Linked DNA regions of Homo sapiens: region 1 is linked to region 2. A link is an interaction called in ENCODE POLR2A ChIA-PET data of the cell type or tissue named here. Cell type or tissue: GM12878. All regions are shown on one strand. Links, peaks and the distances in the headings refer to the core of each region. The heading gives the core; the rest is flanking DNA. Region 1 overlaps PEAK1 (pseudopodium enriched atypical kinase 1). Region 2 overlaps PEAK1 (pseudopodium enriched atypical kinase 1).

Region 1 (5,384 bases), core at 121-5,120, 230 kb after region 2:
CAGAGGCTGAGGTGAGAGGCTTGATTGAGCCAGGGAGGTTGAGGCTGCAGTGAGCTGTGATCATACCACTACACACCAGACTGGGTGACAGAGTGAGATCCTGTCTCAAAAAAAAAGATCAAAAATCATATATATTTGGTTAAGTGTCTGCTCAAATCTTTTACCTGTTTTTTATTGGGTTTTTCTTTTTGTTGAGTTTTGAAAGTTCTTTATATATTCCAAATACAAAGTCCTTTGTCAGATATGAATGTTTCACATAATTTCTCCTACTCTGGGGTTTGTCTTCATTCTCTTGTCATTTTTTTTTTGGCAAATGTTTTTGATAAAAGGCAAAATATATTTAGGTACAATATTTTATAACAGAGGTTTGCTAGTGAGAAGAATGAAATTCCATTTTGGGGAGGATAACATTGTGCTTGATGGGGGTTCAAAGTTAGTACTTCCTCTCATCAAAATTGATTACAAATGTTCATCTATTAATTCATATCTGTAATGAAATTTTACGTATTTCATAATTTTATTTTATAATTTTATGTATTATCTTTGAAAAATGTAATTTCACACAGCTGATAGATGCACCAGTGGAAATCCTGCAATTTGTAGAGTGCCACAAAGCAGTAAAAGTGAAGCATACAGTCTGTGTGTCACACATTTCATAGCTACTCATCTCTCCATTGTAGCACAGAAGCCACCATAGGCAAATGAGTATGTAAACAAATGAGTGTGACTGGCGTTCCAATGGAGCTTTATTTGTGGGTACTGAATTTAGAATTTCATATAATTTTCACTTGTTGCAGAACATTATTCTCGTTTTGATTTGTTTCCAACCATTTAAAAACATAAAAAGCATCCTTAACCTTGGGATACAAAAACAGGAATAAGCTACATTTGGCCTCTGGGCTATAATTTGCTTACCTTTCCCCCTTCTTCCCCCCTTCATCTATCAGTGTTTTATAGTTTTGCTCATATAGATTCTAGATTTTACACATATTTTGTTGGACTTATATACGTAAGAATTTCATGGGTTTTGGTCAGAGCTGTCTTTTTAAAATGCAAATTGGATTATGTTGTTTCCCCTATTCAAGACCCTTCAGTGGCTTCCCACTGCTCTTAGGATAAACTCTATAATCTTTAAAAGCCTAAAAGGCCTTGCATGATCTGGCCCCTGGTCTCCTTTTCAGCCTTTTTTTTTTTTTTTTTTTTGAGACAAGGTCTCACTCTGTCACCCAGGCTGAAGTACTGTGGCACAATCTGCTCACTGCAACCTCCACCTCCCAGGCTCAAACAATCCTCCTGCCTCAGCTTCCTGAGTATCTGGAACTATAGGTGTGTGCTACCACACCCAGCTAATTTTTATATTTTTTTTAGAGATGGGATTTTATCATGTTAGCCAGGCTGGTCTTGAACTCCTGGGCTCAAGGGATCTTCCCACCTTGGCCTGCCTCCCAACATGCTGAGATTACAGGCATGAGCCACTGCACCCAGCCCCGAAGCTTCATTTTCAATGCATTGAGTTTGAGGAGTCTACGAAATGTCTAAAACATTCAAGGGTAGGTGGAAGAAGAGGAATCTATAATGGGCTGGGAAGTGTTAGAGAAATTGGTGGATAACAGAAGGAGTGGTATCAAAGGCATTTCTGGGAGGGAAGGTCACAGAATCATTGCAACAGAGACATCAAGCTGAAGATTATGTATGGATAGATAAGAGTGCATAAAATTATAGTTAAAAAGCTCACTTTCCAAATGCTGATTGGCTAAAGGGAAATTACAAAGTACACAAATTAGTTTAGCTCTCAGTCTTTTAATTTAAGGAAAAGTTTAGGAATGGAGTCAGTTTTTTCAAGTCACTAATAATGGTAAGTCTCATAGTGCCTTTTTCATTCAGATTTTTTGTCTTCTTTTCCCCTCCACAGATTGATCATTCTTAGAAGAGCTGCTGTAACACATAGGGGAAGTGAAAACTAACAGATGAAAGTTTTGTCATGCACTGAAAGAAAAGCATTGTCTGTGAAGTTCTATTTTTAAAAATGTCTGCTTGTAACACCTTTACTGAACATGTTTGGAAACCTGGTGAATGCAAGAATTGCTTTAAACCTAAAAGTTTGCACCAGCTTCCCCCAGACCCTGAGAAGGCACCCATCACCCATGGCAATGTGAAAACTAATGCCAATCACAGTAACAACCACCGCATCAGGAACACGGGCAATTTCCGGCCTCCTGTGGCTAAAAAACCCACTATAGCTGTGAAGCCCACTATGATAGTGGCAGATGGGCAAAGTATATGTGGTGAGCTTAGCATCCAAGAACACTGTGAGAACAAACCTGTCATCATAGGGTGGAACCGAAACAGAGCTGCCTTGAGTCAGAAACCACTTAACAATAATAATGAAGATGATGAAGGAATTAGCCATGTTCCTAAGCCTTATGGCAATAATGATAGTGCAAAGAAGATGTCAGATAACAATAATGGACTAACTGAAGTGTTAAAGGAGATAGCAGGCTTGGATACTGCCCCTCAGATAAGAGGAAATGAAACAAACTCCAGAGAAACATTCTTGGGAAGAATAAATGATTGCTATAAACGATCATTGGAAAGAAAGCTTCCACCAAGTTGCATGATAGGTGGGATAAAGGAAACTCAGGGCAAGCATGTTATTCTGAGTGGGAGCACAGAAGTGATTAGTAATGAAGGGGGCCGGTTCTGTTACCCAGAGTTTTCCAGTGGCGAGGAGAGTGAAGAGGATGTACTTTTCAGTAACATGGAGGAGGAGCACGAGAGTTGGGATGAGAGTGATGAAGAGCTGTTGGCCATGGAGATTCGCATGAGAGGGCAACCTCGCTTTGCCAACTTCAGAGCAAACACATTGTCTCCTGTTCGATTCTTTGTGGACAAAAAATGGAATACCATCCCCCTGCGAAACAAGTCTCTGCAGAGAATCTGTGCTGTGGACTATGATGACAGCTATGATGAAATCCTGAATGGTTATGAGGAAAATTCTGTGGTCTCTTATGGACAAGGAAGCATTCAGAGCATGGTGTCATCTGACTCCACATCACCAGATTCTTCTTTAACAGAAGAATCACGTTCTGAGACAGCCAGTAGTTTATCCCAGAAGATTTGTAATGGGGGATTATCTCCTGGTAACCCAGGAGATTCTAAGGACATGAAGGAAATTGAGCCCAATTATGAAAGTCCCTCTAGTAATAATCAGGATAAAGATTCATCACAGGCTTCCAAAAGCTCAATAAAAGTTCCAGAGACCCACAAAGCAGTCCTTGCTCTCCGATTAGAAGAGAAAGATGGCAAGATTGCTGTACAAACTGAGAAGGAAGAAAGTAAAGCCTCTACAGATGTTGCTGGGCAAGCAGTAACCATAAACCTTGTCCCCACAGAAGAGCAAGCAAAACCTTACCGAGTTGTGAACCTGGAACAGCCATTGTGCAAGCCATATACTGTCGTGGATGTGTCAGCAGCCATGGCCAGTGAGCACCTCGAGGGCCCTGTTAACAGCCCCAAGACAAAAAGCTCATCCTCTACTCCAAACTCTCCAGTTACATCATCTTCATTGACACCAGGACAAATAAGTGCCCATTTCCAAAAATCCAGTGCAATTCGATACCAAGAAGTATGGACTTCTAGCACCAGTCCACGACAAAAGATACCTAAAGTAGAACTAATTACTAGTGGAACTGGACCAAATGTTCCTCCAAGGAAAAACTGTCACAAATCAGCACCTACATCACCCACAGCTACAAACATTTCCTCCAAAACCATCCCTGTTAAGTCACCTAATTTGTCTGAAATTAAATTTAATAGTTATAACAATGCTGGTATGCCACCTTTTCCAATTATCATTCATGACGAGCCAACTTATGCTCGGAGTTCCAAAAATGCTATCAAAGTTCCCATTGTTATCAATCCAAATGCATATGACAATCTAGCTATCTACAAAAGTTTTCTGGGAACAAGTGGAGAACTCTCAGTGAAGGAAAAAACCACAAGTGTAATAAGCCATACTTATGAAGAAATAGAAACAGAAAGCAAAGTGCCTGATAACACCACTAGCAAAACCACTGACTGTCTTCAAACTAAAGGGTTTTCAAACAGCACAGAGCATAAAAGGGGCTCAGTGGCTCAGAAGGTTCAAGAGTTTAACAACTGTCTCAACAGAGGTCAGTCTTCACCACAGAGAAGCTATAGTTCCAGCCACAGCTCCCCAGCAAAGATCCAGAGAGCCACTCAAGAGCCTGTGGCCAAAATAGAAGGCACTCAGGAGTCTCAGATGGTGGGCAGCAGCAGCACCAGAGAGAAAGCAAGCACAGTGCTTTCTCAGATTGTGGCTTCAATCCAACCCCCACAGTCTCCTCCAGAAACACCTCAATCTGGCCCTAAAGCTTGCAGTGTGGAAGAGCTTTATGCCATTCCTCCAGATGCTGATGTTGCTAAGAGCACACCTAAGAGTACGCCAGTCCGGCCCAAATCTCTCTTTACATCTCAGCCTAGTGGTGAGGCTGAAGCACCTCAGACCACAGACAGTCCTACCACCAAAGTACAGAAAGACCCATCCATAAAGCCAGTCACCCCCTCTCCCTCCAAATTAGTGACTAGCCCCCAAAGTGAGCCACCAGCTCCCTTTCCCCCGCCACGCTCTACTTCTTCTCCTTACCATGCAGGTAACCTTTTGCAGAGGCATTTCACCAACTGGACCAAGCCAACCAGCCCTACCAGGTCAACAGAAGCTGAATCAGTTTTGCACTCTGAAGGCAGCAGGCGGGCAGCTGATGCAAAACCTAAGCGCTGGATATCATTTAAAAGCTTCTTCCGCCGTCGGAAAACAGATGAGGAGGATGACAAAGAGAAAGAGCGAGAGAAAGGGAAACTGGTGGGCCTGGATGGCACAGTCATTCACATGCTGCCTCCTCCTCCAGTTCAGCGCCATCACTGGTTCACAGAGGCGAAAGGAGAGTCCAGTGAGAAACCAGCCATTGTCTTCATGTACAGGTGCGACCCTGCTCAAGGCCAGCTCAGTGTGGATCAGAGCAAGGCTAGGACAGACCAGGCAGCAGTCATGGAGAAGGGTAGAGCAGAGAATGCATTACTACAGGACTCAGAGAAGAAGAGGAGTCATTCTTCTCCATCACAGATTCCTAAAAAGATTCTCAGGTATGTAAAATAGACTGGAAGAATATGGGAATTTTTTAACACATTTTCAGGTGCTAAGTTTTTTATATCTTTTAAGATTGCATAAGAACCATTTCTGTTTGTAAGTAGCACTCTGTGGCCATCATCTATCTTTATAACTGCATTCCAAGATTAGAATAGTATTAAAGTGATCTTACTGCACTGAACAAGGTTTATAGCCCTGGATCTTTGGCTTAAGTAGC
Region 2 (5,384 bases), core at 322-5,321:
TCCACTTCCTGGAGGGAGAAGTATAAAAGAATTTGTGGACATATATTAAAACCACCACAGTAATTGGTAAATATTTTGAGAGAGCTACTTTGAGGCTTTGCCAGTATCCTGTTTCTGCCCACTAATTTTAGCATTCATTAGTGGATCTTGCCTGCAGCAATTATTGCTGTGGCTTCTGAAGGTACTTTTTTAAATTTTCCTCATTCTTTCTACATTTATTAATTAGAATTCTTCTATAAGGAAGGTTTTCCCTTCTATCTAATCATTTATCTCAGTTCAAATTCATAGATATTTATTTTATTCTTAGTGTTAGAATTAAATGCTATCATTATTTTGTTGCTCAAATTATTCCAGTTTTGGCCCTTGGGATCTCTTTTAGGTCTACTTCTGTGTCTTTTTGGCATATTTCTATCCTTTTTTTATGCGTATGTACATGCACACTTCTTTATTCTCTGACACTACCACATGCTTCAGGTTCATCTTGTTTTTTTTTCCTACCTCAGCCCTAGAATCAATTATTTCTCTAAGGAACCTTGGTTCCTTTCATTGGAGGATGATATTTTGAAGCCAAGATCTGGATGCTAAGTGTGCTCATTGCTGTGGAGTATCATTGCTCCTAGACTTTCTCAGTGGAAAGAACTAGGAAATGCATGTATGTATACTAATCCACGTATCCATGTACAATTATGTAAAAATCTGTATTTCTGTATATAAAAATATAAATATACTGATTGTCTGTGACTCTAACTGGATATGTTTTGATACAGATAGATTTACTGATGGATTGGTTGTAGAATGTGAAAAGAAAAGAGTAATGGATCACTCCAAGGTTTTTGACTTGAGCAACTGGAAGGATAGAGTTGTCATTAATAGAAATGAGGAAGACTTGAGGACGGTGCAGAGCAGGTTTTTGGGGAGAGTTTAGGAGTTCTGTTCTAGACTGGTTAAGTTTTTGAGATGTCTAATAGACATGCTAAGTAATAGAGATATTAAGTCAGCAGTTGAACATGGGAATCTAGAGTTCAGAGAAGAATGGTCCAGGTTACATTTGGGACTTGTCAGTATAGATTAGATCACCTGAGGAGTGAGGGTAGCTAGAGAAGAGAAGAAATTTAAGGACTGGCCCATGGGGCATTCCAGTCAGAGAGATAAGGAGGAGCAGTTCCACATAATGATAAGGGCTGAGGTGTGGTTATAGGGTGGATTTCATATCATTAATAAACACTTAATACCTATTATTTGCAAGATACCAAGTTATGTTTGGGGTTAACATCACTCCCTCCATAAATTTATAAGACAAATTACAGACTTAAAAAGAGAATAGCAGTAGAAGGCCACATACCTGATAAAGATATAAAGTACTAGGGGCTGGGTGTGGTGGCTCATGCCTGTAATCTCAGCTCTTTTGGAGGATGAGGCGGGAGGATCACTTGAGGCCAGGAATTTGAGACCAGCCTGGGTAGTGAGACCCACCCCCAACCCCCATCTTTACAAAAAGTAAAAAAGTATTAGCTGGGTGTGCTGGCCCATGCCTGTTTTAGCTACTTAAGTGGCTGAGGCAGGAGGATTACTTGAGTCCAGAAGTTCAAGGCTGCAGTGAGCTATGATCGCACCACTGCTCTCTAGCCTAGGTGACATCGCAAGACTGTATTTAAAAAAAAAGGTATGAAGTACTAATGAAGCTTATTAGAGAATGTGGACATGAGAAACTATGAACTCAAATATGTGTCAGCTATATTTAAACACCGATGTAAGCATGTGTGCGTCAAGAAACTTGTCAAGGCTTTATGTACACACTAGTAATTATCAACCAGTAGAAGTTTCTCCATATGTTAACATTAGTTTCGGAGGTTGTTTCTGTTCTTACTTCCTTTCCATTATTAGGTCTTGGGTTGTTAATTGTGCCTGTAGTCATTGGCTATCAATTAAGCCACTCAGTGAACTGATGAGGAGTGTTTCTGCTGCCCTCGACTTTTTAATTTTTGGCTCTCTGCTACCTTTTCACAATCAATAGGATTTAACTTCAGACTGCATACAATCAAATGTTTCCATTTACAAGCAGGGTTGTAAATCAAGCAGGGTTGGCCTTACCATCTGCCGTGAATTTGCCCCACCTTTTTTTTTTTTTAACTATTTCTTTCACATGTGGTCTTAGACATTCACATTTATCATCTGGTTATTAAAGTCAAACCCAAAATAACAATTTTAGAATTTTAAAAATAATTACAACATGTAGCCTGGTAAACCAAAGTTTTAGTAAAACATTTTAATTTCAACCCCTTTGCATTAAAAATAGGTAGGCTTTCATTGCCAGCTGATAAGAGGTGGTAGTATGGCATGAGGCAGGCAAATAGCACCTATCTAGTAATTATTTAAGTGTCAGTCACTCTTCAGGAACTACAAGAAAAATAACAGGTGTATCTACTTTGTAGGATAGGGGGCAGGTAATTGCAGGATTCCATTCTTATTTCTACCTCCGAATAGTCGACAAAGCTATTATCCAGGTTTATGGACCAGTGTGTTGTATTTATTAGTTGTGAGAAATCTGAGCATATTTATATGCTGAGTGGAAAGAGCCAATGCATTGAGTGCAAAGACTGTATCTTATTAGCACAGTTCCTAACAAGTAGTGGATATTCAAATATTTGTTGAATGAAAGATTTCAATAAGGTACTTTACCCTTATAAAATTTAAGACATGAAGATTTATTTAGCTTGTTCAAGAAAGCTGAAGATATTAAAAATTTTCATTGTTTAAGTCAGAGTTAGTGTAAAACAAAATAAATCTGTAAGGTAACATCCTCATTTTAGGCCAAGCCAAACAAATCATACCACTTTGTAAAAACATGATCACAGACGGGTGCGATGGCTCACACCTGTAATCCCAGCATTTTGGGAGGCCAAGGCAGGCAGATCACCTGAGGTCGAGAGTTCGAGACCAGCCTGACCCACATGGAGAAAGCCCATCTGTACTAAAAATACAAAATTAGCTGGGCGTGGTGGCGCATGCCTGTAATCCCGGGAGGCTGAGGTAGGAGAATCACTTGGGAGGCTGAGGAGCTACTCAGGAGGCTGAGGCAGGAGAATAACTTGAACCTGGGAGGCAGAGGTTCCAGTGAGCCGAGATCATGGTGAGCCAAGATCGTGCCATTGCACTCCAGCCTGGGCAAAAAGAGCGAAACTCTGTCTAAAAAAAAAAAAAACACACACACACACCAAAAAACAAAACAAAACAAAAAAACCACGATTACTGTCTTTCAAGTAGCTCATAACCTGCCCTCCAAGAATAGTCAAGAATTCTAGTTCAGAAGTCACACTGCCTGGATTTGAATTTACCAGCTCAGCCACTTCCTGGCCATGTGACTTTATGTTAGTTTCTTAACTGTGCTTCAGTTTCCTCATTTGTAAAATAAGGATAATACTTGTACTTACTTTATGGGGTTGTGAGGTGAAATTAGAATATATGTCATGCATATATACAAGTGTTCAGTTTTTAACTGTTATTCTAAAAATGCTAAGAGGCTAGTATCTTAAGGTTTTTTATTTTCTCAAAATTGCATATGCTGAGTGTTAAAGGAAAACAAATCCCTCTGTGAACAAGAAAAAACACTGACAGAAAGTATACCACTATACTCATAATGATATGTTGAGACAGTGAGTAATGGGTTTTCTGCTTTTTGCCATCTCCATTTTTTCTTTTATTTGTTGAACAGATTTTTATTAAATGCTTAACTATGCGTCAAACACTGGGCTTTCATGAGCATGTTACTTTCTGAGAGTAAGCAACATTGTGGTTAAGAACATGGATTTGGGACCCAGACTGCCTGGAGCTGAATCTCATCTTTACCACTTGGGAAAATCACTTTCTTTCCTGGTGCCTTAGTTTTCTTATGTGTAAAATGGGGGAAGTGATAGCATCAACCTCAGAGGGTTTTTAATGAGCTCATATTTGAAAAGTACTTAAAATAATGCCTGAAGCATAGTATCATGTGTGTGCTAAATAATATAAAAGATGATAGAAATATTCCATTTAAAAATAAAGATTTTAATTTTCCCAGTACATTTATACTTTCACCCACATTGACAGGAGCACTTTTATTGTTTAAAGTTAGGGTCCCCTCTTAATTTTCAAAGTAGATTCAGTTTTGTTATCGCAAGGGAAGATGCCATGGTACCACTCTTAAATATTTTTGTGTTTGTTTGTTTTTGAGATGGGGTCTCACTCCGTTACTTAGGCTGGAGTGCAGTGGCATGATCATGGCTCACTGCAGACTTGACCTCCCGGGCTCAAACGATCCTCCCACCTAAGCCTCCTGAGTAACTGGGACCACAGGGGCATGCCACCACATCCGGCTAATTTTTAAAATTATTTTTTGGAGACAGTTTCCCTGTGTTGCCCAGGATGATTGCAAACTCCTGGGCTCAGGTGATCCTCCCGCCTCAGCCTCCCAAAGTGCTGTGATTGCAGGCATGAGCCATCACATCCTGCTTCAATTCTTAAATATTTTGGAATAATTAGTTGAATATTTCAAATGCTGAAAAACTGCCTTCTTTCTAGGCGTGCTACAATATTTGTAGATTTTATTTGAGTATGAAGTAGTTTTTTAATTGTGGAGGTTTGTGTGAAAGAAGAGTTAAGGCATTGGAGAAACAGTAGAAAATATCTTCTAATGCCAGTTCTCTACTTCATTTGAAAAACTGTTTCTGCAGCAGTATTCCTAGACTGTTTTTTTTTTTAAATTTTTATTTCATAGGTTTTCAGGGAACAGGTGGTGGTTGGTTACACAGATAAGTTCTTTAGTGGTGATTTCTGAGATTTTTGGTGCACCCATCGCCAAGCAGTGTACGCTGTACCCCATGTGTACCCCTCACCCCCCTCCCACCCTTCCCCCTGTGTCCCCAAAGTCCATTTTATCATTCTTATGCCTATGCATCCTCATAGCTTAGCTCCCACTTAGAAGTGAAAACTTGTAAGTTCTCAGGTTTTCCATTCCTGAGTTACTTCACTTAGAATAATGGTCTCCAATTCCATCCAGGTTGCTGCCACTGCCATTATTTTGTTCTTTTTTATGGCTGAGTAGTATTCCAGGGTGTGTGTGTGTGTGTGTGTGTGTGTGTGTGTGTATGTATATATGTGTATACATGTGTCTATATGTATATATGTGTATATATGTATATATGTGTGTGTATATATGTGTATATATGTATATATGTGTATCTATGCATGTATGTGTATATATGTATATATGTGTGTATATATGTGTATATGTGTACGTGTGTGTATGTGTATATATGTATATGTGTGTATATATGTGTATATATGTGTGTATATGTGTATATATGTGTGTATATATGTATATATGTGTATATATATGTGTATATATA

Evidence for each region. Peaks named below come from ENCODE experiments on the same cell type or tissue, not always from the same donor. Only the 100,000 strongest peaks of a DNase experiment are listed, where the experiment ranks them.
Region 1: POLR2A ChIA-PET joins it to region 2 with 17 read pairs; 4 of 35 experiments call an interaction of 5 or more read pairs at or near these places.

What each region holds. Positions count from the first base shown.
Region 1 is chr15:77,178,569-77,183,952 of GRCh38, reverse strand. PEAK1 (pseudopodium enriched atypical kinase 1) reads left to right here. Exons shown (of 10, transcript NM_001385026.1): 7 at 1,913-5,163. The coding sequence starts at 2,027. Among named protein-coding and RNA genes, the nearest start is that of LINC00597, 44 kb to the left of the region's middle. RefSeq lists enhancers at 2,028-2,117, 3,959-4,098. In GM12878, for the core only: a CTCF peak has its summit at 4,166; DNase peaks (open chromatin) are centred at 710, 2,122, 2,272 and 4,112; H3K4me3 peaks cover 1,576 bases; H3K27ac peaks cover 4,636 bases.
Region 2 is chr15:77,407,894-77,413,277 of GRCh38, reverse strand. All of the region lies in intron 1 of PEAK1 (pseudopodium enriched atypical kinase 1), which reads left to right. Among named protein-coding and RNA genes, the nearest start is that of PEAK1, 9.5 kb to the left of the region's middle. In GM12878, for the core only: no CTCF peak of the experiment used is centred there; DNase peaks (open chromatin) are centred at 1,839 and 3,317; H3K27ac peaks cover 512 bases.